Regions from separate parts of the Mus musculus genome. Here all the other regions are linked to region 6. A link is a loop called in an ENCODE intact Hi-C map of the cell type or tissue named here. Cell type or tissue: left cerebral cortex. All regions are shown on one strand. Region 1 overlaps Med27 (mediator complex subunit 27). Region 2 has its middle 27 kb from the start of Med27. Region 3 overlaps Med27 (mediator complex subunit 27). Region 4 holds the start of Med27 (mediator complex subunit 27). Region 5 overlaps Ntng2 (netrin G2). Region 6 holds the start of 6530402F18Rik (RIKEN cDNA 6530402F18 gene).

Region 1 (5,000 bases), 150 kb before region 6:
CCTGTTTACACCACAGCTGTATGCATGCAATCACACTTCAAAATGCCAATCAGCAAGAGGAGAAATCACTCATGTAGCTGAACATTCAGGAACAAAACATACTTAACACAGCTAAAACTGAAGGTAGAGCCATCATGGGGATATCACCAAGGAAGGAAGGAAGGAAGGAAGGAAGGAAGGAAGGAAGGAAGGAAAGAAGGAAGGCAGGCAGGCAGGCAGGCACAAAAAGGAAGATAAGCAGACCCCTAAGTAAAAAATGGACAAGGGGAGGTAAGACAAGATGTTTTGGTGTCTCCCAAGAACCACTGAGTATCACACCAAGCTTTTACCCAGGTAACACACAGGGGTCACAAAGAGCTAAATGGCTAATAGGCTGATGATTCTGTTACTCTAGTCTACTGAAGGCCCCACTTTAGTACTCAGAAATAATGACAGTAGATGAGGTCACCCTGTGAAGGAACTATTGCTTGGATGAAAATACATCAAGAGGGTAGCCAGTGCCACACATGGGAGACCATCCTTACCGGGTAGCAAATCTGCAGGGAGACCTTGATCTCGGGACTTTGTAACCTTGCTTTAAGAAGTATTTATTGTCATGCTGGGCAGTGGTGGCGCACGCCTTTAATTCCAGCACTTGGGAGGCAGAGGCAGGCGGATTTCTGAGTGAGTTCCAGGACAGCCAGGGCTACATAGAGAATCCCTGTCTTGAAAAAAAATTTTTTTTAAAAATTAAAAAAGAAGTATTTGTTGTCCAAGCCACTCATGTGTTACGGTCTATGAGCACAGCCTCAACTACAATGACATACCGACTGCCACTTAAGATGCAGCCATGAAGTACAAACAGCATAGTGGGCCTGCGTGCCCATCATCCCCTTGGAGGCAGAAGCCCCTCAGGCTTTCAGCAGCAGCTGTGCTTACACTAGCTATTTACCCTGACACTCCTGCCCTCAGGAAGGCACAATGTCCACTCACCTACTGTAAAGACTTCTCTGGCTGACAAGATAGTTTGGAAAGTAATGCTGCCTGCTACCAAAACCGATGACCTGAGTTCCATCTCTGAAACCCACATGGTAAAAGGAGAGAAGAAGTCCTGCAACCTGTCCTCTGAGCTCCACACACGTACCACAGAAGCGTGTGCACACACACACACACACACACACGCACAGCCACCCTCTACTACTCCATGGGTTCTTCTCTTTCCCACCCTTTATCCTCCCCCCAGTTTCACTGGATAGAAGAACAAGGATGGGGGAAAAGAGGAATTAGGAAAATCTCTGAATTTGATTTTTTTTTCCTTTTGTTTCTTCTTTGACCACTGCTATCAACAAACTGCAACCAACTTCCCTAAAAGATCAACAACCCTCAACCTGACCTCTCAGTGCCCTTCGACAACTTCCCAGAATTCCAAATGTCACACAATTGCAGACACTATCTGAAGCTGGCAAAACCATGCTTCTGTTAGAGCATGAGGTAAACCAGTCAGCCGCTGTGGTCAGTTTGAAGCAGCCCCATATCCCCATACATGGGATTAAAGCAAATACATATTCTTATATTTCTGTGTTTAAAAAGAAACAAAATTCCAGAGTTATCAAAAATGTCACTATGCATGCTCACATGCAAATAAAAAAATAAAAATAATAAAGATTCCTCTATGAAAATACAATCTGAGCCTGGCTTTCTACTGCAAAAATCCATGCCTGTGAATTTAAGTCCACTTGTGATATAACTGTTTCACTCCTCTCAGAGTCTCCAGTTAAAGCTAGCAGTAGAGGGGCAGGAGTATCCTGTGGACCCCAGGCCTGGGTTAGCCTTGACAGGTACCCAACTCGAGCTGACAGATAACTTTATTATCCTCATAACATTCATGGCTGAGGCATGGGGAAAAGAGAAAGGAGGCGATGCAACGGAGAAACGAAAGAAACGGGAACTCCAGTTTCAGACACCAACTGAAGCTTAGCACTGGCTCTGTGACAGGTTCTGTAAACTAGGAGACAGGATCTCTAAAAGATTAGCAATCTAATGAAAATAAGAATGTGGCTAAATCATTATAAATGTCTTCTTTTAAAGGTAGTCAGAGAAGGGATGGCTCCTTCAGAGAGAAAAATGAGTGCTACACCACTGCTGCCGCTGCTGCTGTATTTAGAGTTCACCAAGGAAATATTCCACTCCTCTGCCTTCCAGGTCATGCCCTGCCTGCTTCTGAGGTAAGCACCAACTCAATGCCATGACACAGCCCCTGCTTTCCCTTTCCCCACTGACCAGTAGTCTGCTGCGGGGCGAATGGCTGCCAGCCAGGACTTGACCTGCCTTCTCCCAGTGCTTGTTTACCATAAGAAGATGTGGGAAGGAGCGCAGGGCAGTGGAGAGAGCACACACATGGGCTGGGGTGCAGCTCGGTGGTACAGCATGTGCTTACCACGCACGATGCACCAGATTCAACCACAGCATATGGGGGCCGGGGGACAACGACGGCAAAAGGAGGGAGTCACATAACCACTGGTTTGCAAAGCCCAGAAGAGGCAGAGAGGGCAGGAGTAGAGGAGAGCTGATGGCCCCTTAGTCTGGAGGCCTGCAAGACCCCCCAAAAGCAGGAAACAGGAGAAGACATTTAGAAAGCACGGTTTTGTTGATCCTTTGATGAGCTGCATCATCTCTTCAGGTAAAGGAGTCAGGAGGCTGGTGCCTGAGGTCAAGAGGAGACAGTGGTCCAAGGCAGCAGATGCTGTCCTCCACACTGTCATGGAACAGCAAAGGCAGAGCCTGCCAGTGTGGCCTCATGGCAGGAGACAGAGCCCTACAGTCAGATGGCTAGCTCCACATAAAGGGTCCTGAGTTTCTCCTCTCTTCAGAGCCTGTGTTTATCTTATCAGACCACTGTGAACAACAATGTTCATCCAGGGGGACTAAGAGCTGTCTTTATGTCAAATGACTCACTCCCTAAGGTGGATGTCTATGGGGGTGGGAGGGTGTTCTTATTTCATATTTCTGTGGAGAATGGCACTGACAGACAAAGAAGGCCAAGGACACCTCAGGATGAAGTGGTGTGATGTGGACAGTGTCAAGCCTGGCACTCTGCGCACAGGTAGAGAACGAGCTGCTCTCCAAGTCTGCAGAGGGCGCCATTCTCAGCCTCAAGTACAGAGCCTATCACTCTGCAGAGAGGAAGAGACCAAAGCTGTCCAAGGTTTGGAGAAGGCTCTATACTCAGAAATGCCTCATCCTGCTAGCTAACTGAACACTTCTTTAAATCAAGTACTGTCCCCCTACCCACACCGGATAACAAACTGGGAGAGTGGAAGGAGGAGGAAGAAGCAGCTGCTAGCTGCACCGAGAAGAAATCCAACTTAGAATTCTCCTCACACAGTAAAGGAAGACAGTCTGGCGGGCAGAGACGCCTCCTGGCCCATCTTTGTAGACCTCTCACTAACAAGAAGAATGACTCTGTGGGGCCTCAGAAGCCCTGGAGCACAGTAAATGGAAGGCAGTGGAGCATCAGCTGGGAAGCGCCTTCTAATAGACTGTCGAGACTGCTCCTTTTAATCTGCACTCAACCTAAATGCCTGGCTTGTTAGCTCAACCTTGATGTGTTAAGCCACCAAGAGAGGATCACAAAGATCTCAGTGAGGCAAGACCAGAGTCTCCTTCCACAGCCCCTCCCTCCCACGGGACCACTCACTTGTTTTGTGGGACCATCGAAGGGTTTTCACTGGTTTCAATTTTGGTTTGGTTTGGTGGTGCGAGGGACTGAACTCGGGGGCCCAGCCCTAGGTGCCACAACTCCCCCCACCCCACCCCAAATACAGGGCTGTGATTTTTTTTTCACCCTTTGAAGCAAAAAGAGTCACCCAGTAGGGATGTTTTTTATTCAAAACAAGCAACATATCAGAGTGAATGTCCTATTGACCAATCAACATGATTCAGGCAGAGAAAAGTTTTGGTTCTGAGGCTGTGTGGGTATGTAGTCATCTGCCCAGGTACAGGCCAAAGGCCCTCGAAGCCTGTGCCCTGAGCGCGGGTTCATCAGTCCACCCCCGAACCCCAAAGCCTCTTGTCTCGTTAGGGTGACGCTGCTTCTCAGCACCACTCTGTTGCTGCAGAAGAAGCCTGGCCTTGAGAGAGTTGGTGAGTGGTGAACAGAGAGCGCTGAGCAGGGGCTGGCAGCAAGCATATACTGAAATATGTAATCTGCGGATGCTACTGACAGGCTGAGGTTGATGGCCACTACCAACAAGGCGCCCAGACAAGATGATGACTGGAAAGCTGGCTTTGGACAAAAGATTTAGAGGACAAGGATGAGTTCTGGTCTTGAGAAAGCCAAGTATAGCTAGGCTAAAAAGAAGAAACAGCTAGAAAGCAGAACAGCTATGCTGGGGCAGAGGTCTGATGCACTTTCCTCTTCCACCTGTCTTTTCTCCTCCTCCTCCCTCCCTTCCCATTCTCTTATTGCTCCCTCCCACGTATCTTCCTTCTTCTCTCCCTCCCACTACAGACCACACATAGGACTTGATGCATGCCAGGCAGACACAATACACTTGGCCACAGCCCTAGCCCAAGAAGGGCAGCTTGGAAGAATGCCCACTTCCTCTGAAGCTGTGGTGGAGCATCCAATCCAATTCTATTCAAAGCATCCAATCCAATCTGCTGGGAGGAGACCAGCAAGCAACCAAACCACACTGGAGCAGCAGCTGGGCAGGGGAACGGTATCCATGAGGGAAGATCAAGAACATGACTGGGGGCTGGAGAGATGGCTCAGAGGTTAGGAGCACTGACAGCTCTTCCAGAGGCCCTGAGTTCAATTCCCAGCAAGCACAGTGGCTCACAACCATCTGTAATGGGACCAGATGCCCTCTTCTAGTGTATCTGAGGACTGCGAAAGTGTATTCACATATGTAAAATAAATAAAATCCTTCAAAAATTAAAGAGAGAGAGAGAGTGCGAGCATGACTATACCCATGACTATACCCTACTGTGCCCACCCAGGGGAAGAGATCAGTGTGGAA
Region 2 (5,000 bases), 65 kb before region 6:
ACACATATGCCAGGGCATACGATGTGGCTGTCAGAGGACAGTTCTCTCCTTCCACCTTCACGTGGGTTCTGGAGATTGAACCCATGTCACCAGGCTTGCACAGCAACAGGCTTGCCCTCTGAACCATCAAATAACCCCTGGCGGCTATTTTGGTAAGTTGTTCCAATAAGATCTTTCGGGTGTCCCTGGTGTCAAGCTATGAGGTCATCAATAGGAAGGAAGGGCATTCCAATGAGAAGGAATAGCAAGAAAAAAGCCTTGAAGGACAGCACAGAAAGCAGATGCTGGGAGCACAGGAGGGAGGGAGGGCAAGAGGAAAAAGAGAGCTGAGGTCAGAGTTCAGGGCGAGACTACACGGACACTACAGATCAACATTACTAGGGAGTGGAACCGCCTTGGGACTCTACAGCCACAACAAGCTAGCAGACCCAGGGCAAGCTAGTTTGGGGCTTGTTTTTCTCCTTGAATAGGAGGAACTGGAGTGTAAGTGGAGGGCCCAAGGCTTGTCAGGTGGGATAGTGTGTAAAGTCTCCAGGTCATTCCCTCTGAGAACCTCTCTACTACTTAGAATCTGGGCTCCAGCCAGGCCATGTCTTCTGAGAGGACACAGAGAGGAAAGAATGGAAGGGTTGGGAATAAAGCAGAATCAAAAGACTAGTGGATGAGTCTGGCTTATGGAGGTTCAAGCAGGTTTCCTGTTGCCATGGTTGGGTTTTCAATGCGACTGTTCCTGGAATGTCTGCCCAAGTGCCCTATTCTTTCCTTGGTGGAGCTGAGTGTACATAGATTGGGAGAGAGATGATGGGCAGGAAGAAGGTCAGGCTGGTGAACTGAGTCGTGTCGATCAGAGAGAAGTGACCTCTGCATTATTTAGGGAAACAACAAGAGTCCACATACAGAGAAGTTTTAGGGAGGAAGGGCTCCAGTCTGATATTATGAAGGACTTTCTATAGTCAGAAAGGTACTGGTGTCCCCAGGACTGATACTATTCAGGAAAGACACAGGAACATTTATCTGAGATCCTCTGGCTGACATCCCAGGACACTCTTAGGCAGAGCTACGATTTCCATGTTGTGTGGCTGCTTGCTGTCTTGCTTCTAGGTCAGAATCAGACCATTTTGACGAGAGTCTGAAGAGCATGCTGAAGGTCACTTACAGTACACCCGAGTCTTTCCTCGAGTCTCGAGCTGCTGAGGGGTTTTAATTAAGCTTTCCCCTCTGGGCACAACCAGCTTGTTTTTGGTGAGTGCAATATGCCATCCCAGAATATGTCAAACTTCATTTGCAAAATATCAGACTGCTGTTCCCCCCCCCCAACTCCAGAGCCAATCTGCAGAGTAATGTGTTCAATAACTTTGCTCTTTTTTGCTCCCAAAGATAGGTCTCTTTCTGGAGTCAATATCGCAATAAATACGGAATCTGGTGCAAAAGCCAATGGAAAGAAAAGATATTGTTATTTAAAGGCCAAATAACGGCTTAAAATTAGAGTCGTGAAGGCATTGAAAAACACCAGACTTCCCAGATGGCTTGGAGATAATTCACTTTGCACTGGGTCCACTCGTACGCTAAAAAAAAATCCCTTTGACTCCGTTCTCCCCAGATTGAAAGTTGGTGCCTGCGTTAAACATATGTGCTTCTCTCTTTAAATTTAGCTCTGAGTCATGTTGTATTACATTAGGAATCCAGCAGGCAGGCGCTTGGAAAATGTACATCCATGGGTTTATTTTTAAAATGATACAAAAATAAAAATATATATGTTTAAATATATTAGGCAGTATTTTTGCCCAATTTCAAAATGGTTGTTCTTCAGAACAGATTAGATAAAACAATAATAAGGATGACGCTCAGTTCTGGACCGCAGCCCAATCCTGAGAATCCCGGAGTGACTTGGCAGCTCCCATGGCTCCTAGCCCCCTGCATAGCTAAGTGCGGGTTTCGTCACTGAAGCCTCCACCTCCACCCGGGACTAGGCAGCTCCCTTAACAGCTGCAGGGTGGCCTAATTAAGATGCTCCTGCCTCCGGAGTGGCAGGTCTCTGGGCAGAAGTCAGCAAAGGGTGGGAACAGTCAGGTGGGAAGAGGCCAGAGGAAGACAGTCTGGAGGGACAATTTTGGTTTAGTGGTTGTCGTAATGTTTTATGCTTCTGTATCAGAGTACCCACGGATGAGATCTTTATGAAGGACGGAGATTCACTGGTCAGAGTTCTGGAATGGGGGAATCCAAGATAAAGGTCCAGCATCTGCTGAAGGGCTTCTTCCTATGAAACCCCATGGTGGAAATCAGAAGTGTCTGTGTGTATGCCCGGTGTGTGTGTGTGTGTGTGTGTGTGTGTGTGTGTGTGTGTGTGTGTATGAGTGTATGAGTGAATGTACGTGTGTGCACCTGTGTGTGTACATGTGTGTTCCTGAATACTAGTGTGCAAATGAATATTCATGTGTGCACCTGTGTGTGTTCCTTTGTGTATACATGTTTTTGTGTATACATCTGTGTTCCTTTGTGTGTACATGTATGTGTGTGTTCCTTTGTGTGTACATGTATATGTGTGTACATGTGTGTATATTTGTGTTTCTCTGTGTGTACAGGCACATGAGTGTGTGAATGAATGCGCATGTGTGTACCTATGTGTGTACATGTGTGTATGTGTATATATGTGTGAATACGTTTGTTCCTTTGTGTATACAGATGTATGAGCGTGTGTATGAATGTGTATGTGTGTACCTATGTGTATGTGTATGTGTGTATCTGAGAGAGAGAGAGCCCACCCAGGCAGAATGGAGCTGAACTCACTTTGTATGCATGTGCACATGCACCCACATGCTTATGAAAGTGTTCATATGTTCATGACTGTGTAGAGAGACCAGAGGTCATTATCAGGTGTCTTCTTCAGTCACCCTCCACCTCTCTCTCTCTCTCTCTCTCTCTCTCTCTCTCTCTCTCTCTCTGCCCCCGAGTCTCTCTGTGTAGCCCTGGCAATCCTGGAACTCACTGTGTAGACAAAGTTGGCCTCAAACTCAGAGACCAGCCTGCCTCGGCCTGTCCCTCACTCTGCCTTCCTAGTGCTGGAATTACAAGGGTTTACTGCCATGCCTATTTTTTTATGTAAGTGCTGGGATTTGAATTCAGTTCTTTATGCTTGTACAGCAAGCCTTTCCTGACTGAGCCATCTCCCCAGACCAAACTTTTGTAACAACCCACTCCTTCAGTAACGACATTAACCCCCTCACAAGAGCCAAGCCCCGGAGCAGGCGCACACCTCTTCTCAGTCCCTTCCTCTCAACACTGTTGTACTGGGGATTGAGGTTGCAGCACACAGACTTTGAGGGACATGTTCTGGCCATGGAGGAGCTGAACACATGGGCTTTAAGGCCATCAAGTCAGACAGTGCTGACTTCAAATCTTGGCTTTGCCCCTGAATTCTCGGGAACTGACCGGGCCTCACTTGCATCTCACTTCTGGGAAATGACTGATGACTCCCATGACCTACTGTTCCTGCTGCCAGGGCTGTCTGGGACAGCTCATCTACTCATCTTGTCATTTGCCCAGCATACTCTTATTAATACCTTCAGGACAGAAGACCCAAGACTATAGACCCAGATATCTATGACACCCACCCTAGGGGAATGCCAGCTAGTGGATGGGGACATGAAGAAATGATACACGTACAGTCCCTTGGTGAGAATGAGCATGCAGAGAGACTATCTGTAAAGTAGAGCCCCAGCATATGAAGACTCAGGACAGCCTCAGCCAAGACACAAGACACTAGGAGCATCAGCCACTTAGTGGATGCTTGTTGGTTCCTGCCTGTGTTTTCAGTGGCTGCTGTCACAAATGGCTGCAAACTTAGTAACTTTAAATAACACACATTTGTTATCTTCAACTTTTGGGAGTCCTGAGTCTGAAATGAGTCTCACTGGGCTGAAATTCAGCAAGATGTTGGCAGGGCTGTGTTCCTTTTGGAGGCTTGAGGAGAGAATCTATTTCCCTGCCTCTTCCAGTTTCTATTTTGTGTGTGTATGTATGCATGTGTGGGCGTGGGTGTGGGTGTATATATGGGTATGGGTGTGTGGTTTTGGGGTGTGTGTGCATGTGTGCGTGCATGTGTGTGTAAGCTAGAGGTGGACATCAAATGTCTTCATACCTGCTCTCCACCTTATTTTCTCACTGAACTTGGATCTTGCCCAATTTGGCTAGAGTGGCTGATCACCAAGTCTGGGAAATCTTTCTGTCTCCACCTCCTTCACGCTAGGATTATAGGTATGCACTGCCATGCCTAGCTTTCTATATAGGTGCTGGCAATCCAAACTCAGGTCGTCACACTTGAGCAACTCAGCCCTCTCTCCAGCCTCCTTTTCCAGCTTCTAAAAGCCTCCTTCATTCCTTGGCTCCTGGCCCTTCCTCCAAGGTACATCTCTCAGCCCCTGCTGCTATTGTCATGGTTTCCTAACTGTAGCATCTCTGCCTTGTGCTTATAAGGATCTTCATGATTCCCCTGGGCCAAAAGAAATAACCACGGTAATTTCTCATCTTCAGATCCTTCCACATGATCTCCCTACCAAAGCCATAACCAGACAAGCAACTCATCCAACAGGCATCATGGGTTGAGGCACAGGTACTGAAGGCTGTTATTCTGTCCACACAACCCAGAAGTTCAATATTCAAAGCTAGACAAAAAGAGTGAAAAAATGATTCACGAAGTCATCAGTGGACACCCAGCTGAAAGGCACATATCTTGGGACTTAGAGAATCTTTGGTGTGCCCAGGGCTAAAGTGCATCAAAGGCATCCAAAGAGAGGTTGATCATCTATGCCACAAAACCACAAGAGCCTCAGTTTGATTCCCAATACCAACATTAAAAAAACAACAACACTGCAATCTCAGAATAGGGGAGGTGGGGAAAAGAGGGCCCCTGGGTTTCACTGGACTTCAACCTTGCCAGATTAAATTGATACACTCCAGGGTCAGGGAGAAATGCTGTTTCAAAAAAGGAGACAGAAGGTTAT
Region 3 (5,000 bases), 210 kb before region 6:
TGCCTGATTTAAGTATCCTTGTCTAGACCCTTCCAAAATTAAGGTCTCTGGTTTTCTTTGTAGAGTATGCATTCTGCCTGCCTGCCTGCCTGTATGTATGTATGTATGTATGTATGTATGTAACACTGTATCACACAGTCCTGAAGTAATCACAACTATAATAGTTGTGTGGATCTTAAAGTCATACTTCTGTAATGGAGCTGTTATGTGAGCTTATTACTTAACTGACAAATTAAAAACTGCACCTCTTTTTCCCTGTGAGTGTGCTCTGAAACACACACACACATTATGGGATGGCTATTATCAAACTAATGACCACGTGCTTTTCCTCACATACCACCTTTTCTGTCAGCGGTTTTCAAGACTGTGATAACCTATCATTAACTCTAGCCATTTATGCTCTAATGGATCTTTTGAGCTTATTGCTAACAATCGTGCTCTCCAGGTAACATCCCCATTCGCTCTCCCATCCAAGCCCTTGGTAACCACTGTTGTACAGTCTTCCCCTAGGAATTCGACTCTTTCAGATTTGACACATGAATGACAGACACCCTGGACTATTTAATCTGTCTGTGACTGGCTTATTTCATTTAACACACGACTTTCATGTTCCTTCATACTGATGGGGTTTCCTTCTTGTCAAAGTCCCAATTGTGCCCACACCATGTTTTCTTTATCTGTTAGTAAGTTGATGGGCACATGTGATGATCTTGACTACTGTGACTAAAACTGCAGGAACATGGGAGTGCAGATGCTTCCTCTTACTGCCTGTGCGCAGACTGAGAGGTGGGACTGCTAAGTCACATGGTGCTTCTGCTTTAGCCTTCTGAGGACCTTCCCTGCTATTCCCTGGCATTGCACTCACATCCGGTCCCCATCAGTGTGTGAGCGTCCCTTCCTCCCACGTCCTCTCAGCACTCAGCTCTTGTAACAACTCCTCTCTCCACACCAGGCTGTGATCTGACAAGAGGTGCCAGCTTTGCAGGGCAAAGCCACACAACCCATGCCTTCTAGGGGTCTTTGCTTGTCTAGGAAAAGCCTCCTCTGTTTTCAGAACCACTCCTGAGACAGGGCTCAGAAAGGACTCAAGTCTCAAGTCCTCAGAGGCCAAGGCGAGCCTCCAACGCAGCTATCGCTCCCTCCCTTCCAGCCTCAGCTGCCACCCCCTTCCTTACACTGAGCAATCTTCCTGAAGCACTCTTTGCCCAGCCAGGCCCACCACAAATCCCTGGTTATTCTTCCGTAGGCTAACTTCCTCAGGAAAGCCTTCCCTGGCCCTGTCCTGTTCACATCTCTCCATCAGTACATCCTACCCCACACAGCACTTTCAAATTCTGTCACCTCTGCACATTTCTAACTACACAATTTGTGAGTGATTATTTCTTTAAAGTCCTACTTCCCTGCAGTGTTCTGGAGGGTCATGTGACTGCTCTCTTCCTTGTACTACCCAGCGCCTTGCCACAGTGCCTGGTGCTCCTTGAATACTCATTGAATGGGTAGACAGTACATTAGAGATTGCCACATGGACCCAGGCTAGGCCATTATGCAATGAGATGCACAGTTCTCTGCAGCGGATGAAGAGGCAAGGTGTGGCAGAGGTCACTACATTAACCACGGAAAGGCATGCACAATGGCAGCCAGAGCTCATTGAAAATACACCTCAAAGAAAGCAACACAGAGCCTTTCAAGTCTTGAGGCTTAATGTCTGTCCACAGAACCCCTGCATCTGTTCTTGTAGAAGCTTAATGCCTTTTAGAAGCAAAAGCCTTCTAAAGAAGCACACTGTACCGGCACACCGGTTTTAAAATGCCACTTTTAATGAACTAATTAATTCTGCAAAACAGTAGTACAAAGATGTGCACTATCAAATGGAGACAACACCACCAAAACGATAACAAAAGGGAATGGGGAAGACGTTTCTAAAGATAACACTTCTGCAAAATATTCATTTTCTCCTCTACGCAGTAAGATATATTGCAAATGATTTGTTATTAAAGACTTAAAATATTATACTGGACAGATGGCTTAGCTCTCTAAGCCTGACCCCTCCTCAAAAGAGGGGGGGGAACCACCCACAAACACAACAAACCTGGCCCCAAGCCAATGATCTCATGCTAGTGCGATGCTTAGCTGTTCCAGCCGGATTTAAATAGCATTTACCCCACACAGTGTGTAAGATTCATGCTGTTCATTTTCTCCGCCCATACACACCCTCAGAGTTAGGGATACATGTACTAATAAACTAATTTTCCAGAGAGGATAAAGCCAGGAGTGACCATGGAGAGACATCTGCAAGATCTGGAAGTGAGTGAGGACTTCTCCCCACACCTGTCCATACCTATGAGCTTGAGTGGCCTCTGACAGTGGGCTGAGCAGATGGGGGCTTGTCTAATGACTCCACAGGAGTGAGGCTGGCTGAAACAACAACCAACCATTGATGCTGAAGGAGGGGCCTGGAGATGCAGGCCAAACTTGCTTGCATCCACATTTGTAAAATGTCGGTACTAAGGCTACTATGCAAGATATCTGGCTGCTCTCAAGAAATGAAAGGCAGTTGCTAAACTGTGTGCTGGAAGGCAGGGATGGATATGCTGAGGACAGAAACAGGAGCACCTGCTCAAGTCACTCCATCTCTCAACATGCCCTTCCCATCCCAACATGAGAGCCACTAGCTGACTCCTCCTAAGGAGGATGCTCACATACTTAAACATCTCCTTGTGAAACTCCACATCTACATAAGAGGGTTGGCAAGTTGGGGAAGAGTGGCTTCCCGGGAAGGAGAGTGGCCAGGGGTGGGTAACCTTGCCCCCTACTTTGTAGCTCATGTATGTGTGCACATGATCACTTTATACACTCAGGTGAACACCCAGGGAAGCAAAGTACTCAGTCCTCCAATTCCAAAAGCTGACCAGCATAGAGACCAAACACACAACGAGGCCAGTCAAGCCTGGCTGCTGTCGGTCCAGCAGCTTCTCAGGTTCCCTGACATCTCACGAACTACACCCGTCAAATGCTACCAGGAAAGGGGACTTTTTTTTTTTTTTTTTACTTAGGTATTTTCCTCATTTACATTTCCAATGCTATCCCAAAAGTCGCCCATACCCAACCCCCCAACTCCCCTACCCACCCACTCCCACTTTTTGGCCCTGGCGTTCCCCTGTACTGGGGCATATAAAGTTTGCAAGTCCAATGGGCCTCTCTTTCCAGAGATGGCCGACTAGGCCATCTTTTGATACATATGCAGCTAGAGTCAAGAGCTCCGGGGTACTGGTTAGTTCATAATGTTGTTGCACCTATAGGGTTGCAGATCCCTTTAGCTCCTTGGATATTTTCTCTAGCTCCTCCATTGGGGGCCCTGTGATCCATCCAATAGCTGAGAAAGGGGACTTTTTACACACACCGTAGTGGTTAGTTTTATGTCAACTTGACACACCCTAGAGTCATCTGGGGAGAATAACCTCAACTAAGCAAACGCCTATTTAGACTGGCCTGTCGTAGGTCTGTACCATTTTTTTTTTTAAATTAATGATGGGTGAAGGAGGGTCCAGCCACTATGGATGGTGCCACCCCTAGGCAGGTGGCCCTAAGTTGCATAAGAAAGCAGGCCGAGCCAGGTGTCAGGAATGGGACAGTAAGCAGTGTCCCCGCACAGCTTCTGCTTCAGCTCTTGCTTTGGCTCCCCTCAGAGATGGAGTGTGATCTGAGAGTTATGATGAAATAAACCCTTTCCTCCCGGGCTGCTTTTTAATCTCAGAAATAGAAACCCTAACTTAGACACACACCTCTTGGAGTGATTCAGAGAGGGAAAGGACTCTCTGTAAAGCTGCCCTATCTCTGCACTAATACACTTACAAGAGGCCTACACTTGTCAAGTTCACGAGTGTTGCTACAGAGTGACCAGGCTTCGAGGGGACTGGACAGCTGAGCTGGCTCTCCCAAGAGCCAGAGAGCTGCACTCTCTGATCTTTCACTCACCCTTGCCCAGCTCTGGGAAGGGAGCAGAGCAGGGCAAAACTCCTGCTTTACAAGGGAGGGAAAGGCAGCTCCAGTGGCTCGCCCAGGGTCAGAGTCCATGAGCAGAGAGTTCTTAAAGACTAGAGTATGTCCCTTGGGTCTGTGAGGACCCAGTGGTTGTAAGTGAAGTGAGGACATTTTCAGACGCACAGTCATAGCATGCCACCACTTGACAGTTCTGCCCTTTCTGTTCCTCCAGTGGATGTCCTCTAGTGCTGAGTGAGTACAGGGACTTGATAGTCACCATGGCAGGCAACTGGTTTAACAGTGATTTCACTACCTTCTCTGTGAACCCTTCAAATGCTTACGAGAGGAAGGCGAAAGTCTATTCCACAACAAAACCACCCAGGCTCAACTTCTGCAAACAGGAACTTTAACACTAGCTACCTTGTCACCTGTCACTCATGCCCTCAGGATCTTGTTAAAGGGCTTGAGGTGATGAATGGACACGAGAGAGGAGAAGGCCATTTCCAATTCTAGCAGTGTCCCTTCCCATGCCCTCCCTGCTGAAGATCGGCCACGTGTGCACACTAGCCTGCTCGGTCAGTTTGCTGCCTGCATATACAATAAGATTTCATTTCTGTGTGGTACTTTACTGTCCTGAGAATGTAGAGGTGGTGTTCGCAGTGACCACCATCCTTGTACACACACTTGGTTCTGTTGGAACAAAACCATAAGCACACATGTACTCGTTGTCCTAATGGGTCAGCACACTCTAGGAAACTACAAAACACTCCAGGGCAAGTGTGTTTTTGTATGACGGCTGTCTTGTTATATTTTGACTCATCAGATAATTCCTTGAGGAGAGTTTAGAGTTCCCATCTCCAGCCCCTGGGATGTCTCTACACAAAACATGCTCAAGAAACACTTGGTTTCATTTAAACTGGAAAGATTTAATCAGACTGAATCAAAGAAAAAAAAAGAGATCACAAAAGTGAATCGAATCTTTTCTTGTAACTGTTTCTACTGCAAGTCAAAGCTTCAAA
Region 4 (5,000 bases), 91 kb before region 6:
GCAGATTTCTGAGTTTGAGGCCAGCCTGGTCTACAGAGTGAGTTCCAGGACAGCCAGGGCTATACAGAGAAACCCTGTCTGGGGGGGGGGGGGAGACCTCAAGTCCTTCCATTCTAATTTCTAAGACAGGAAGAAAACACAAGTTCAGGCACAGAAGACATGCCTACTAAACTGTGTGTGGTGGCACACACCTTTAATCCCAGCAGATTAATCCAGAGAGGCAGAGGCAGGAGGATCTCTTGTGAGTTTGAGGCCATCCTGGTCTACAAATTGAATTCCAGGACAACCAAGACTGTTACCCTGAGAATCCCTGTCTCAAAATCCAAAGTGCCTTCTATGCATGGCATCTGAGTAATGTCTTCTCAGCAAACTCTTAATACACTAATGATGTAAAAGGAGTCCCGTGAGGGAAATATGTAATCCCCAATTATTAGGGGTTAACCTGCTCAAACATTCCTTTCCCGTTGTAGTGAACTGAGTCCTCTGAAACTGAACCTAAATAAATTCTTCCTCTTAAACATCCTAATAGATGTAAGACTGTATCTCTCGAGAAAAGAGCTAAACAAAAGGAATGATGGTGACTGGCAGTGAGGAGCAGGTGGCTTCGGAGGGGAAATGGAAAGAGGCAAAGGTAACGGAGGTAGTCTGAGAATGAGGTGAGGTGGAACTGATGAATTCTAGGCTCTGAGGATGGGAACTGGAGCTCATCGGATCGAGAGGTACGTAATTGGGCCTGGGACAGTGTTGATGGGGAGACTGGCCCGATGTGATGGAGCCCAAGGAAAAGGTCTGATAAGATCGACGAGGTGGAAGTTCCTGAGAAGAGGTTTCCTCATCAGATAGGACCACTACAGCGGGAACCGAGGACCACAGATGACAACCAGGACGAAATGGCCAACAGAATGAATACTAGGTAACGGGACGGGAGACAAGGAGTCCCTGAGAGGCTGACTAGGACCGGGAGATGAGCGAAAGTGACAGCGGACTGTGAATAAAGGAGAGAGGCCCGTGACTGGGCAGACTGGCGCGGGATCCGGGCGGGACAGGTGCCAGAAGGGTCCTCAACCCCGATCCTTTCAGCCAGTACCTACTTGAGGTCCCGGTTGACGGAATGCAAGTTGTCCTGGAAGTTCGCGATGAAGGCCTTCTCGCGGCCCTCCAGCGTCTCTTTGTTGCGCATGCCATCCTTAAGGCAGTCGAAGACCCTACTCACGCTAGAGCGTAGCGCCTGGATGGCGCTAATAGCCTGCGAAAAGGCCTCCAGGTTCACACCAACGCTCAGCACGTCCGCCATGTTGCAGCTGTCACAGCCGGCTTTCCAGAGTCCACAGCCTGAGCGGCGCGCGGCGCTTCGTGATGACGTTGTCCTAGGAGGGTATTGGGATGTGTAGTTTGCGACGTGGCTCCCATCCAGGAAGCTCTAGCGAACTTGGAAAAACAGCGCCAGTCTGACTGAATGAGAGAGTTGACCACAAGTTATGATCTCCATCTAGGGAAGTCATTTTGTCCTCTCCTTTTGCTTAATAGTGAATGACAAAGAAATGCAGAAGCCCACTGTGTATCTCCAAAATTTGAACAGTCACATAGGAATTTCTCAAAACAATAAAATGTCCCCAGAGTACATGAATGAGTCCATATTCATAAATAAAGGGGAAGAACTCTCTTACCTGTAGTAAAATGCCAACACATAAATGAAGGCAGAGTGATACAAGAAAACTGCCACTTGGCAGCCTAAATAATTGGTTAAGGTATGAATCAATTGATGTTTTTTCGAAACAGCAAGGTATTCTATATAGTTTCAAAACGTTTTTCTTTATGAAACTTAAAAGGAAATAGAAAACATTTGGGCTACATGAGGACCTGTGTCCAAAAAGTAAATTAACAATAATAATAATAATAGAAATTATGGTATGTGTCCAAAAGAATTGAAAGCAGTGTCTAAATGAGATGTTTGTACTTCCATATCCACCGCAACCTCATTCACTATAGTCAAGTGTGAAAGGAGCCAGATATCTACCAACGTATAAGCAAATAAGCAAAATGTGATTATATATGATACAAATTGATATATACTGTGACATCAAAATGGACAATATACCTTTCAAGTTAATGGAAGATCAAAACAGGGAAAATAGACCTTGCAGCTTAGGGGATCTGTTTGCAGTTAAGACAGTTAAGAATAAGTTCCTCTGTCCTGTGCAGGCTAAAGTTTCTGTTTGTAATTAAAGAATAAGTTCTATTTGCCTCATGTTAAGTCCTTGCAAGTTAGGGTTTTTATTTGTAATTAAGAATAAGTTCCTGGGACTAGAGAGATGGCTCAACGATTAAGAGCACTGACTGCTCTTTCAGAGGTCCTAAGTTCAATTCCCAGCAACCACATGGTGGCTCACAACCATCTGCAGTGGGATCAGATGCCCTCTTCTGGTGCATCTGAAGTCAGCTACAGTGTACTCACATACATAAAATAAAAATAAATCTTAAAAGAAAAAAAAAAGAATAAGTTCTTGTTCTTTTTGTTTGGTTTGTTTTTGTTTGGTTTTTCGAGACAGGGTTCCTCTGTGTAGCCCTGACTGCCCTGGAACTCACTCTGTAGACCAGGCTGGCCTTGAACTCAGAAATCCACCTGCCTCTGCCTCCCAAGTGCTGGGATTAAAGGCGTGTGCCACCACTGCCCTGCCAAGTTCTTGTTCTTTAGGTAAGCTGCAAAACACGTTTTCAACCTCTACACTAAACTCGTGACCACATTCACTAGATGAGCATCCCTCCCCTTGTTCCTCCCTTTCATTGCATCTTTCTAACAGTCGTCTGTGTGAGCACTCTCCTATAAAAAGGACCTCAAGGGGCTGTGTATTAGTCAGGGTTCTCTAGAGTCACAGAACTTATGGACAGTCTCTAGATAGTGAAGGAATTTATTGATGACTTACAGTCGGCAGCCCAATTCCCAACAATTGTTCAGTCGCAGCTGTGAATGGAAGTCCAAGGATCTAGCAGTTACTCAGTCTCACACAGCAAGCAGGCGAAGGAGCAAGAGCTAGAGCTAGACTCCCTTCTTCCAATGTCCTTATATTGTCTCCAGCAGAAGGTGTAGCCCAGATTAAAGGTGTGTTCCTTAAACTCCAAGATTCAATCTTCTGGAATCCATAGCCACTATGGCTCAAGATCTCCATACCAAGATCCAGATAAGGATCTCCAAGCCTCCAGATAAGGGTCACTGGTGAGCCTTTCCAATTCTGGATTGTAGTTCATTCCAAATATAGTCAAGTTGACAACCAGGAATAGCCACTACAGGCTGCTCTCCCAAATCCTGACTTGGGGTGAGTCAGCTGGCTAGCCACTCTAGATTCACCCCCAAATAGATTACTTTAGTTGGACAACAGTGGATTTGGTCTTTTCTCCTCTAGATTCTCAGGTTTAACATTACCTTTTTTCCTAAGAGGGAAATTCTGACACATGCCAATCAGATAACATCCTAATAACATCTGCAGATTCATGAATCATTTTATTGTTTAGGCGTGATGATAAAGACCTGTAACCCCAGAACTTGAGAGTAAATCAGAAGTCTAGGACTTAAAAGTCAGCATAGGTGCAGCATGGGTGCTATACCAAAAGAAAAAAAAAAGACATGTTTGGGGGCTGGGCAGAGGCTTAGTGACTAAGTGCACTGGCAGCTCTTATAGAGGGTGTGGGTTTGGTTCCCAGAATCCACATGGCAGCTCACAATCAGCTGTAATTGCAGTCCAAAGGGATCTCTTGCCCTACTCTGGCCTTCAAGATCACAGCACACACGTGGTGTACAAGTGTGCTTGTAAGCAAAATACCCGTACAAATAAAATAAAATGAAGAGGGACGGCACACATTTGCCAGTGACAATTTCACAGATGAAACTGGAACAAAAAACTATAGGAAGCAAAACTGTCACACACAAAAAGACAAATATCCTAAGATTCTGTTTTTATGAAGTATAGAAGCAGTCAAAATCGAATGGTGAGAATGTGAAATTGTAGCTTCCAGGGGCTGGTTTCCAGTAAAGTTCACACATCTAAAGAAAAGACTTCTAGCATAGACACTGTAGAAAGAAGAGAGTTTGGGGTGTAAACAAAATATTTCCCAAATCTGGTGCTGCAGTTTAAGGCATCTTACTTATTTTTCGGCCGTGTCTACTATGGACACACAGTTTGGAACAGAGAAGATAGAGGAGCAAGAAGGAGTTCATGATGCTGACCTTCATTGTGTCGTCATATCAATCAGGAAGATGAGCCCTTCTGGGGTTTCTAGGAGCAACAAAAAGAACCAGCTGTACCTAAGGATGTAGCTCAGTGGTAGACTGTTTGTCTGATATATGTGAGGCTCTGGATTCAGTCTCCAGTCCCAGGACCTGAATTGGTTATGGGGAAGCTTCAGGGAAAGAAGAGTTTAGCCTGTCATCTCAGGAACATTAAAGAAAGTGGACTTGGAAAAGTCTCTGTGGATGGCAGATGGAAACGCTTACAGAGCAATGTAAATGAATGGTTACACAGCACTGTAACAGACAGAATGCCACAGAACCAGGTGTGTACGATACAAAGGAACAAACCAGAGACTAGAAAGCTGGCTCAGCAGGTAGGGGCACTTGTTGCTCTTGCAAAGGGCCTGAATTAGGTTCCTGGAACCCACTCAGTGGCTCACAACCAGTTATCTGTAACTCCAGTTCCAGGAGGTCTGATCTGTTTGGGCATCCAACACACCATGATGCATACACAAAGATGCAAGCAGAAAAAAAAAATACACACACACACACATAAAGATTTTTTAAATAATTAAATAAAATTTAAAACTTAAAAAAAAATCTCAGAACATCTTTTTTAAAGCTTAGTAATATAAAAGATTGCTTAGCAGGTAAAGACAGCCTGGATTCAGTCTCCAAGCCAAACATAGTAGAAAAGCAGTACCAATTTCCACAAGTTGTCCCCTGACATAAACACAAACATCCATACCATGCAATAATAATAGTGTGGTGGTGG
Region 5 (5,000 bases), 55 kb after region 6:
AATTTATACCTCGATAAAGCCAGTTTTTAAGAAAGAGAGAGACAGAAGGGGGGAGAGGGAAAAACAGCTCCCACAGTCCAAGCAGGAACACAGGGCTGGCTCACTCCATCCACTCCTGCCCCCTCTGCCATCCTGGGATCCTGCCCTGAAGTCTCAGGTGCTTAGAGGTGTCCCACCTTTAAGACCTAGCTAGTATGGGTTCTTGACTCCAAAAGGTCCTCTGTGTAGTCTTGGCACATAACACAGGACACCTGAGCATGTCCTAGCAAAATGCACTCAGAAGCTTTCTCTTCCTGGACCCAGGGCTTTCCACCGGGTTCTCAGACCTCTTTAGCTACAGCCCAGCTGGGCCTCGAAACCCCAGCCCCAGATGCTATCAGGGAGGCAGTGCCATCCCGGAAGCCGAAGCCGGGCTAGAGAGTCTAATCCTTCCCAGCCTCCTCAAGGGAGTGGGGGGAGCCAAACTCAGAAGCAAGATGCCTTCGGGGTGGTTTTACCAGGGCTCTAATTAAGCCCTTGCCAATTCCAGTCCTGCGGCCTTATCTCTTCACTGAATACCATATTAATGTCAATTTGATGTCCAAAGGCTTCAGGCTCCCAGCTGGGAATCTCCCACCATTTTTTACCTGGTAGATTCTCTTTTTTCTTTCTCCATCAACCACCATGAATAATCCCTTTCCAGAAGGGAAGACATCAGTTTCCCCTGACCCCCACCCCCACAATCTTCTCGCGGTTCTGCCGTTTGAACTTGGCAAAGAGGTTGCTGCCTGTGTTCCGTGTTTTGTGTCCAGCTCTGGGAACTGAATGTTAGGGATGGGACATTTGGTGACTCATGATGAGGTGGAAGGGCAGTGGTCAGAAAAGAGGACACTCTGGGGAACCTTCTAGAACTTTTCTCAATGGCTCTATCATCCTGGCCAGGACATTGTCCCACAGTACAGCATTAGCCTGAGGTCACACACAGGACCTGTTTTAGCTGGCTCTTAAACTGGAACAGAAACCACACAAACAGGGAAGGGTTTTTAAAAGCAGTGCCCAGTGAAGGAAGAACTATCCAAAACCCATAGAGCCTCAGGTATGGGGGCCTCCTCTCATCAGGCTTCCAGCGTGTGCATAGCCTCTGCAGCTGCTATAGTATAGAGTATATAGAGTGAATTTGGACCCTGGTTTACAGCCAGTGTAGACACAGCCTGTAGCACTGCTTCTTATAGGAGCCTCTGAAAGGTAGGGGCATCATCCCTCAAATGACTTCATTTCTTCTCTTCTTCCTCCCAAGGTCAGACCAAGCCACCTACTATGGCCCCCCTTGGGGACAGCTCCTTCTGGCCCCAGGTGTCCTCCAGTGCAGAAGGTATGGGGGCAGGGCCTATGCCAGACCTGAGACCCCAGGAGCTCCATTTTAGACCCTCCCTTGTAGTAGGGGTAGCAGGCTTATATGGTGGGGGGCCCCAAGAACTGAAAGTCGTGGGGTGGCAGAACTTAGGGTCAAAGCAATGAGGTAAAAGGCCTGTAGCTACCCCTTTACCCTTACTCCCAACTCTACCCCTATTGGAAGCCAGTAGGTAACATCTGTAACGCTTCTCCTAGGGCTTCAGAGTGTAGAGAAGGACGTCCTTCGTAACAGGAACATCACTTCTCCCTCCTCACAATGTGGGGCACATGTAGGATACCTAGGCAGCTGATGGCACCCAGAGAGGGTCAGATGGACCAGAATAGGCGTAGCTATGAGTTATGATGGTGACAGAGAAAGTCTGAGGCAAAGACCCAGCAGCCTAACCAGTTAAGTGAAGGCATGAACCATGTAGAAGCCCCCCAGGACCAGGTCAAGAGAATTAATTATTCTCCTACTGTGGGGAAACACCCAGGACAGGGACTCATCGGTAGCCATAGATGGATGTGGGTTAAGTTGGGCTAGCTTGACTCCTCAGAGAGGAAGGTTGTCCTAAGCTGTCCCCCAGCTGACTTGTCCTAGGTTCTATTGCCCTTGCCCCACCCCATCCAACACCACAAGCTCCCCCCTCCAACCCCCCAACTCTCCCCCCTCCAACCCCCCAACTCTCCCCCCTCCGGAATGAATGAGCAGTGAGGCAGGCTTTGAGCGCCCTCTACTGGCAAATGGTTGCACAACTGAAGAGTCAGAAGTTCTTAGAGCATCCTAGAGGTTCCTTAATCAACACATCCTCTTTAGAGATGAATACATGCGTCATCTCCTGCCCTGGCCCCACTGAAGAGCCACAGAGTCCTAGAGGGAAGCACAGAGCCTTTTTTTCTATAATAACAGCATGCTTACCTCCAAGAATGGAGCAGGGCTCTGGTGGGATTCCAGGCAGGGAAGGGTAGTGCTGCTGCGTTCTTGGCTTGATGACACTTTAGAGGACAGCAAAGGACCCATCCTAGCCAGAGTAGAAGAATGTGCTCCAAAGGAAAGAAGATGCAGTCTTAAAAATATTTAACATGGCTGGGCATGGTGGTCAGCGCCTTTAATCCCAGCACTTGGGAGGCAGAGGCAGGCGGATTTCTGAGTTCGAGGCCAGCCTGATCTACAGAGTGAGTTCCAGGACAGCCAGGGCTACACAGAGAAACCCTGTCTCAAAAACAAAACAAAACAAAACAAAAACAAAAACAAAAACAAAAAACAAAAACAAAAACAAAAACAAAAAATATTTAATGTATTTATTTTATGTGTATGTTTTGCTTGCACGTATGTATGTGTATCACGTGTGTGCCTGGTGCCCATGGAGGTCAGAAGAATGCTAGAACTAGAGTTACAGATAGTTATGAACTAACACACAGATACTGGGAACTGAACCCATGTCCTCTCTAAGAACAACAAGCATTCTTAACCACTGAACAATCCATCTCTCCAACCCCAAGATGCAGTCTTTAATGCCAGGTTTAGCCTGGGGACTTGATGACCAGGAGAGATTAGGGGACGGGGGAAAGAGCAGAAGGGCCAAATATCTCTCCGTGTCAGCAAATGTCTTAGCAGCAGGTAGAGGGTGTTAGGAGATGAAGAAGGTACTTGGGTACTGCTCCAGAGGATATGTAGGTGTTCTCGAGGGACCAGCGGCAGTAGGTACCCACTGTCATGGCTACAGGGTGCTTTAGCCTGGGACTCTTAGAAGAACCACATCTTAAACCTGAGGGCCATGTAGTCTCTCCCTACCTCGAAAGTGAACAGGTAACATGGTTGCCTGGGGCCAGCCCAAGGCACTCGGGAGCTTTGGTCTAGCTTCTCCCTTGGTATGGATGGCTTCCTCCGTGGCTGGACCGTAGCAGGTGTAAGAACTCGTTTCTCATCTCTCTAAGCTGTAGCTATCTCTGTCGCTGTCCCTTCCCAAGCCAAGGACTCTACGCTTTTCGAGCTCAAGCCCAGATCTCCTCAGGTGATACCCATTGAAGAATTTCAAGGTAAGAAGGTGGCCTGAGTCAGGCTTCCCACCTCCTCTCCAGTTTGCCGGAGAAAGACGGTGCAGGACAGAACTAGCTTGTTGGTATCAACTCAGAAAACCCTCCCAGAATAGCTGGGTCAAGGTTAAGCTGAGTCTCTCCAGCCCCAAGGGAGCTAAAAGCTGGGATGAGTCAGAAGCCAACTCAGGCACAGTGGGCAGGCACATGGCAGGAGAAGCAGCTGCCACAAATAGCCTGTCCTGGCTCCCCTGGGAGGTGTGGCCCAGGGGCTTGTCTTGGTTGGAATGGAATCTGGGACACCTGGGTCACTCTTTGGGGGCGTTTGGAGGATGTTTCCCGGTGTCTCAGGAGGACCAAGGTAAAGTCGGGTCAGGTAGACCCATGGGTGTTTCTCCAGACTCTCGTGTGCCTTTGACCATACGGAGACCAGGTCAGCACCACCCTGATCATCACAAGAGAGGGAGCTGAGGTCCTCTAGGGATAGCTGCTCAGAAGGTGGCCAGCATTCATGTGTAATGGCATGGGGGTATTGAGTCCCTTAGAAGGGACACAATGATGGTCTATCCCGCTGAAGGAAAAGTGGCCCTTCAGATTGACCTCTGCTATTCCAGGTCCTTGACCTAGGCAGTCATGGGAGTTGATAGAGTCATTTGGAAGGTCAGCCTGAGAACCTGTGTTGAATATGTAGCTTGGTTGGTAAAGTGCGCTCGCACAGGAAGAAACTGCTCTGGAGTCTCAGCACAGCATCAACTGGGTGTGGACCTGCATGACTGTAATTCCAGGTCAGAAGACCAGAAGTTCAAGGTCATTCTTAGCTAATTATTGAGTCCAAGATCAGCCTGAACTACCCAAGACCTGGTCTTTTTATTACTACTATTAATCATTCCATTCATTTACATCTCAAATGATATCCCACTTCCCCGTTACTCCTCCACCAATCCCGAGACCCTGTCTTAAAACAAAACCAAAAACATTTGTGGGAGGGAGAGTAAAAAGTCCCACAATGGCTCAGAGGTGGCTTTCCTTGGTTTAAACTGAACAGTGAGATTCAAAAGCTGGGCTGAGACCAGAGGAAACCAGGAGATAGGTGCCCAGTGTCTTGCTGAAACTAGCAATTCAGTGCCAATCAAACTTGTGGGAGGTCCAAGCTAGTAAGAAGATTGGGTCCTGTAGGAATTTGCAGAGACAGTAGCCAGTTTCCCTCTTCCAAAGCAGCATGGGAAGAAGGTTCTGTCCCATGCCATCATATCCAGATCCCTGTATGACTCCATTCATCCATAGGCCCTCAAGGGAACTCTAGCCAGCCTGGAACCTTTGCATTCCCTCTGTAAATGCAGCCTGCAGCATGACCCTGCCCTCCTAGTCAGCCTCAGCATGCAGGCATCCTTCAGACAGCTCCTTGCCCTGAGACCTAGTCAGATGTTAGCATGCCCTTGCCTCACTGACTGTCTGCCCACAGGCCTCCTGGGGACTCAAAGCTGACAGGGCAAGCCTTAGCCACATGCTACAGAAGTGTCCTGGACCTGAGACCCCGTCCAGATCCCCCTCCCAAAGATGCTTCCTGCCACCTTCCCTGTATATTCCTGGGT
Region 6 (5,000 bases):
TTCCTACACGGTAGGCTCGAGGTATTTAATTGGTTTAGTTCCATATTGTTTCACAGTAGAGCTGTCCAGAGAGAGAGGCTATTATTAATGCCAGCCACTGCGATTTAGGCAAATTGAGGCAGGAAGGAAGCAGCTTGCTCAAGGTTACACCGCTCACTAGCAGAGAGCCTAGCTCTAGAGCCCCGACCCAGAGCCTCTTTGTAGCGTTGCTTTCTGGAGAGGAAAGCTGGTCTGGCTCAGCGTCTGGGGTCTCATATGGACTTGCCTGCCAAAGGACTAGAGTCTACAGGACTCCCAGAACACAGCCAACACCAGGTAAGGCAGGATGCCTTTGCTCAGAGAGATGGGCCAGGAGCTAGGGCTGGCAAGCCCAGTCTGCCCAGAGACTGTTAGCCCCCTGCCTCTGTGAAGAGAAGTTTATTCAACAAAATGCAGACGAGCTAAGAACACGTCCTGCTCTATGTGAGTCTTGTTGTAGGCTGTGCACATCTTGGGAGATGTGTGGATGAAAGGCGCCATATAAAATGCAATCAATTATGAATCACCATTACTGAATTAATCACATGTATGATTAATACGGTAATAATAATTAATGGGAGTATGATCTAGAGATTACAGCTGAGAACGGGCAGGGAGGAGCTGAATGCAGCTTGCAGTTGCTGCTGCTGCCTGGAGTCTTCACCTTAGGGAATGCCTTGGGAGTGAGTCCCGCTCTTCATCTCACACACCAACATGGGCTGCAGAGATCGGAGACCCTGGGATGTCTCCAAACCCCTAAATGGTCCCAGATGTGTCCCAGGCAGCTGCCACCAATTCTTCTATATCTCGACTGATCAAGGTCAAAGGGACAAGGGTTTCTTAAGAATCTGAATTTTGGTCTGGCACAGAGAGTGCAGCTACTGTGGGTGTGGCCAGAATGTGTGGGCAGCTCAGAGCTCAAGGCTCACTTCCTTTGGTAGTATGCGTTCACTTGATCTGTCCCTCCTTCTGTCTGTCTGTGTTGGGATCCCAGGAGGGCTGGACCTCATCTGTCACCTCTCACTGCAGAGCTCATTTTCATTTGCATGTGACTTTATAATTTCCTGTTACTCCTTGATCCTGTTGTTTATTTCCTGATAGCAAAGGATTTGGAAGGCATTGGGAAGATATCTACGACAAAGCCTGTCCCATCTCCCATCTCCCCGGCTTATGGCTTGATATATGTCTCCAAAGCCTTTGTATAGTCTTTCTCTATACGTATGTGACACAAGCATATGCACACACATACATGCTCAGACACACATCTCTTTTAAAAAATAAAGGCCTGTACCACATTGCTGCATTGCTCAAGAATGCTTTTCAGTAACAGATTTTCACACACACACACACACACACACACACACACACACACACACACACACACACTTTGAATTACAACAGAACAGTGAGGGCCAGAGTCCCACCAATGAAGATGATTAGGCCGCGTTAGAGAGGGAGCTATCGGTGATTCTGGTGGGGGTGTTCATTAACACTTTTCTGCCTCTGGTGCTCAGCTGCCTTTCTCTGCCAGTGAAAGGTCATTTGTCAGAAGGCACCTTAATGCAGTTTAGAAATGAACGGGGCCGGGCCACCTGGTCCCTCTACATGGCTGGAATCCTATTCATTCCTGGGCACTTTATTGTTCTTTGAAAGGAATGTCTTTTCCTGGAGGCTGCTGTGGAATTCAGTCAGTTCAGGATGGAAAAGCAGGGGCTGCACTCCCAGATAAATCCCCTTTTCACACTGACGGGGAAACTGAGGCTAAGAGCAAGAAAAGTTCTCCTCAAATGCACACGGCTAGTTAGGTGAGGGGCCAAGAAAGCCCAGTCTCTCTCCCGTGCTGTGATTGTCGCGGCAGCATCTTTGCATGCGTGGGTCACAAGAGCCATCCTGAAACTCAGTAGAGCCAGCCCAGGGTCCCGGGTCATCTGAACTGGAAGTTAAAAGCATCCTTCTCCATGCCTTGTTGAAGGCATCCAGACACTGTATGATGTAACAGCAGGGCACTGCTGGGGATTGATGGCCCTGCCTGGGGGAGACAGCAGGCCAAAGGCCTACAGGGTCATCACTCACCCTGGGCAGAAGCCCCACAGTGTGCCCTTCACTGTTGCCTGAGGCACAAATGCTTACAATCTGAGAGGCTGTGGTCTGCCTGCTTCCTCCAAGGAGTTCCCTCTGGTTGGAGACACTGAGGCCAGGATAGGAATATGTGTGTATTAGGGGAGAGGACATTGGCCTGCATCTGCTTTCCTGGACAGCTTGGTGGGGTGGCCCTTCTTTGAAATCTGAGGATGTGTTCAAGTTGGCACTCAGAAAAGAAAGGTCTTGCCAGTCACACTCGACAGACAGGGAAACTGAGGCTCTGAAAGAACTTGTGTCATGCCACAAATAATCCAGCAAGCCAGTCAGTGGGGGAGCATCCAATTAAGAACATGAAGATCCATCTCCCAAACCAAAATCTTACTTAGTTGCATGACCTTGGCCAAGCCACTTAAGGTCTCTAAACTCCAAGTTGAGGTTAAGTCACACAGCTTGGGGAAGAACTAGGGACCAGTGCACACAGGCCACTTTGCATGCAGTCTGACATGAAAGGCACTCTATAAATTGTTTGTTATTATTATCATCATCATTATTACCAATGACAATCTTTAATTCTTCATTTCCTGCTTGCTTTGTCACAAAATTCCAAATGTTATAACCAACAGAACAACCCTCTGTTAAGATTTAGGGGGAGATGTTGGGAGTAGGGAAGGGTTAAAGTGGGTGTGAGTGGAGGCAGTGGGGTGGGGGCTGAGGTACAAGCCAACCTAGTGACACCCTCTGTGACCTTGGACCAGTCTCTCTCTCTCTCTCCCTCTCCCTCTCTCTCTCTCTCTCTCCCTCTCTCTCTCTCTCTCTCTCTCTCTCTCTCCCCCCACCCCACCCCCTCTAGGTCCTTTGTTCTTGATGCATCCAAATGACATCTCCGTAAATACTGCAGCAAGAACCCACCCAAAGGGGACCAGGAGCACCCCCAAAAGACCCACAAAGCGCCCCTGGGAATACCAGGAAGCACTCTTACAGCCTGCACACAGCCTGGCAGGAAGCCTCCAGGGGGCTGAAGAGAGCACAGGGCTGTCCTAGGGCAGTCAACTCAGTGGCCTCTGCCCGGCATCTGCTGGAGTCCTCCCACGTGGTCCTCCCAGGCCTGCCCCAGGAAGGCAGAGAGCTCCTTAGCAAAGGCCCTCCTGCCCCCCTACTCTGCGCTCCCTGCAGAGCTGGCTTGGCTTCTCCGTCAAAAGCAGGGCCCATCAGGCTGGAGGCGGCGATGTGTCAGCTGGTATTCATGCTTTGGTTGTGCGCTCAGAGCGCTCCCCCTCCCCAGCTCCCCAAATCCACCCACCCACCCCTTTACCCACTGCTCAGGGCCTTCTGGGTGGCAGCGCTTCACACAGAGAGAAAGAGACAGAAACCGAGGAGCAGCAGCCTAGAGCCCTGGCTGTGGGGGGTGGGGGCTGACTCACTTGGCCCCCTCCCTGGTGCCGATGGGGCAGCCCCCACACCCCTGGGCGCTGGCACCGAGTCAGGCCCCACAGTTGGGAAGAAGGGAGATGCAGCTCCGCTGTGCCTGACCCGAGTCCGCTGAGGATGCACCCCGAGCTCAGGGACCGGTTGGTCCTCGGGCCGACAGGCGATGTGTAGGCAGCGACCCCCCACAGCAGGCTCACTCCGGCGGCCGCCTGCTGGGGCCACCCTGGCCGCGGGCCCGCCGGGACACCCCTGTTCGCCGCGCCCCTCCCCGGGCCGAGCTCGTCCCCGGAGCCTCGCAGTATTTCCTTCCTGCACCTTTAAGAAGACCGTTGCTCCGTGGTGGGATGGTGTGTTAAAGCCACACAGAGGAAGTTACGCAGCCCGGATCAGACCGGGAGATAAAAGCCCCGATGGTGACCGTGAGTGATGGCAAGAGGATTTAGCCTCGGCATTAACTTGGAGCGGAGTGCAGGGGGGCGGTGAGGCGCCCCGCCATCTGGCCGGCGCCGCGCCAGGGGGATGTTCAGGCGCCTGGACCAGCAGCGGCGAAGCCCACCCAGGCCAGGGGCTGAGTGGGGCGCGCGTGCAGGTTCTCCCCTGGCTGCCCAGGGGGCCCCAAAAGTTTGCACTTGTTAACAGCGACCTCCCGATCGGCCCGGGAGGGCCATGCAAGCCGCGCGGTTGGCCCCCTTCCCTGGCCCGCGTCTCCGGGACGGCTGCGGGCGGGCCCCCCGGCGGCCCGAGGGTTCCCCAGCCCAGATCTGAGGGTGGCCACCGCAGCGGCGGCGCGGGGCAGGAGTCTCCAGCTCTCAACCCTGCGGCCCGTGCGCCCACCCAGCACCAGCCAGAGGGTGGCGGTCTCCGGCCTCTCGGGGCTCGCTCCGGGAAGCTGCTCCGAGCCCGGGTAAGGCGAGCGGGGAGCGCCGGGGCGGCGGGCGGGGACGGAAGCGCCGCAGTTTCGCCAGGGTGCTTTCATTTTGAAAAGGCTTCGGCGACGGTGCCAGTTCTCCCCGGACCAGGGAGTCACTCGGAGCCTCCTAGCCGAGGTTCGGACGCAAAGTTATCTGGTGGCGGCTGCTACTAAAGGAGGGCTGGAGCCGCGGAAGAGGGGTGTGTGTGCGCGCCGGGTGCAGCATCTTTAAGAAGTAGAGTAGCTAGTCTTCTCTCTGGGCTCCCCGCCACCCAGCTCGTCTTTTTCTATCCGAGCGCCTGTGTGGGGAGGGGATGGGCTGTTGCAATAACGCTGCTTACTCGTGTCTATGAAAAGTAAATTAACCCTTCTCCGCCGGCGCTCCCCTCCCTAATTTAGTCTCCTCTGGGCTCTAAAGGCGCAAGGAGAACTCTTGGCCAGTCAGGTTAGAAACTTCTTTCGGTGCTGTGGAGGGGGTCGGCAGGCGGAGAAGGGGGCTCCACCACCGTGGAGAGTCGCACTCCAGGGAGAGCAAAGACGGGAAGTGGACCTCCAGATCTCG

What was found. Peaks named below come from ENCODE experiments on the same cell type or tissue, not always from the same donor. Only the 100,000 strongest peaks of a DNase experiment are listed, where the experiment ranks them.
Region 1: it touches region 6 in a loop (2.7-fold over the local background); 4 of 42 quality-filtered maps call a loop at or near these places.
Region 2: a loop joins it to region 6, with 4 times the contacts of the local background. A loop is called at or near these places in 2 of 42 quality-filtered maps.
Region 3: a loop joins it to region 6, with 3 times the contacts of the local background. A loop is called at or near these places in 2 of 42 quality-filtered maps.
Region 4: a loop joins it to region 6, with 2.8 times the contacts of the local background. A loop is called at or near these places in 6 of 42 quality-filtered maps.
Region 5: it touches region 6 in a loop (2.0-fold over the local background); 7 of 42 quality-filtered maps call a loop at or near these places.

The regions. Positions count from the first base shown.
Region 1 is chr2:29,402,441-29,407,440 of GRCm38, reverse strand. All of the region lies in intron 2 of Med27 (mediator complex subunit 27), which reads right to left. Among named protein-coding and RNA genes, the nearest start is that of Med27, 58 kb to the right of the region's middle. In left cerebral cortex, a CTCF peak has its summit at 3,117 (motif pointing right); DNase peaks (open chromatin) are centred at 3,260 and 4,564.
Region 2 is chr2:29,317,242-29,322,241 of GRCm38, reverse strand. No RefSeq gene overlaps it. Among named protein-coding and RNA genes, the nearest start is that of Med27, 27 kb to the left of the region's middle. In left cerebral cortex, no CTCF peak of the experiment used is centred here; DNase peaks (open chromatin) are centred at 1,629, 1,883 and 3,959; H3K4me3 peaks cover 268 bases; H3K27ac peaks cover 1,501 bases.
Region 3 is chr2:29,462,418-29,467,417 of GRCm38, reverse strand. The region is part of intron 3 of Med27 (mediator complex subunit 27); the gene reads right to left. Among named protein-coding and RNA genes, the nearest start is that of Mir133c, 10 kb to the left of the region's middle. In left cerebral cortex, no CTCF peak of the experiment used is centred here; DNase peaks (open chromatin) are centred at 847, 1,148, 1,520 and 2,142; H3K27ac peaks cover 1,591 bases.
Region 4 is chr2:29,343,139-29,348,138 of GRCm38, reverse strand. Med27 (mediator complex subunit 27) reads right to left here and starts at 1,329. Exons shown (of 8, transcript NM_026896.5): 1 at 1,092-1,329. The coding sequence starts at 1,294. In left cerebral cortex, CTCF peaks have their summits at 1,448 and 2,483; a DNase peak (open chromatin) is centred at 1,356; H3K4me3 peaks cover 1,342 bases; H3K27ac peaks cover 506 bases.
Region 5 is chr2:29,197,225-29,202,224 of GRCm38, reverse strand. All of the region lies in intron 4 of Ntng2 (netrin G2), which reads left to right. Among named protein-coding and RNA genes, the nearest start is that of Ntng2, 48 kb to the left of the region's middle. In left cerebral cortex, CTCF peaks have their summits at 1,923 and 2,132 (motif pointing left); a DNase peak (open chromatin) is centred at 2,109.
Region 6 is chr2:29,251,897-29,256,896 of GRCm38, reverse strand. It overlaps 6530402F18Rik (RIKEN cDNA 6530402F18 gene), which reads left to right and starts at 3,904. Exons shown (of 2, transcript NR_029460.1): 1 at 3,904-4,432. In left cerebral cortex, CTCF peaks have their summits at 3,118 (motif pointing right) and 4,396 (motif pointing right); DNase peaks (open chromatin) are centred at 3,409, 3,845, 4,449 and 4,632; H3K4me3 peaks cover 2,004 bases; H3K27ac peaks cover 1,937 bases.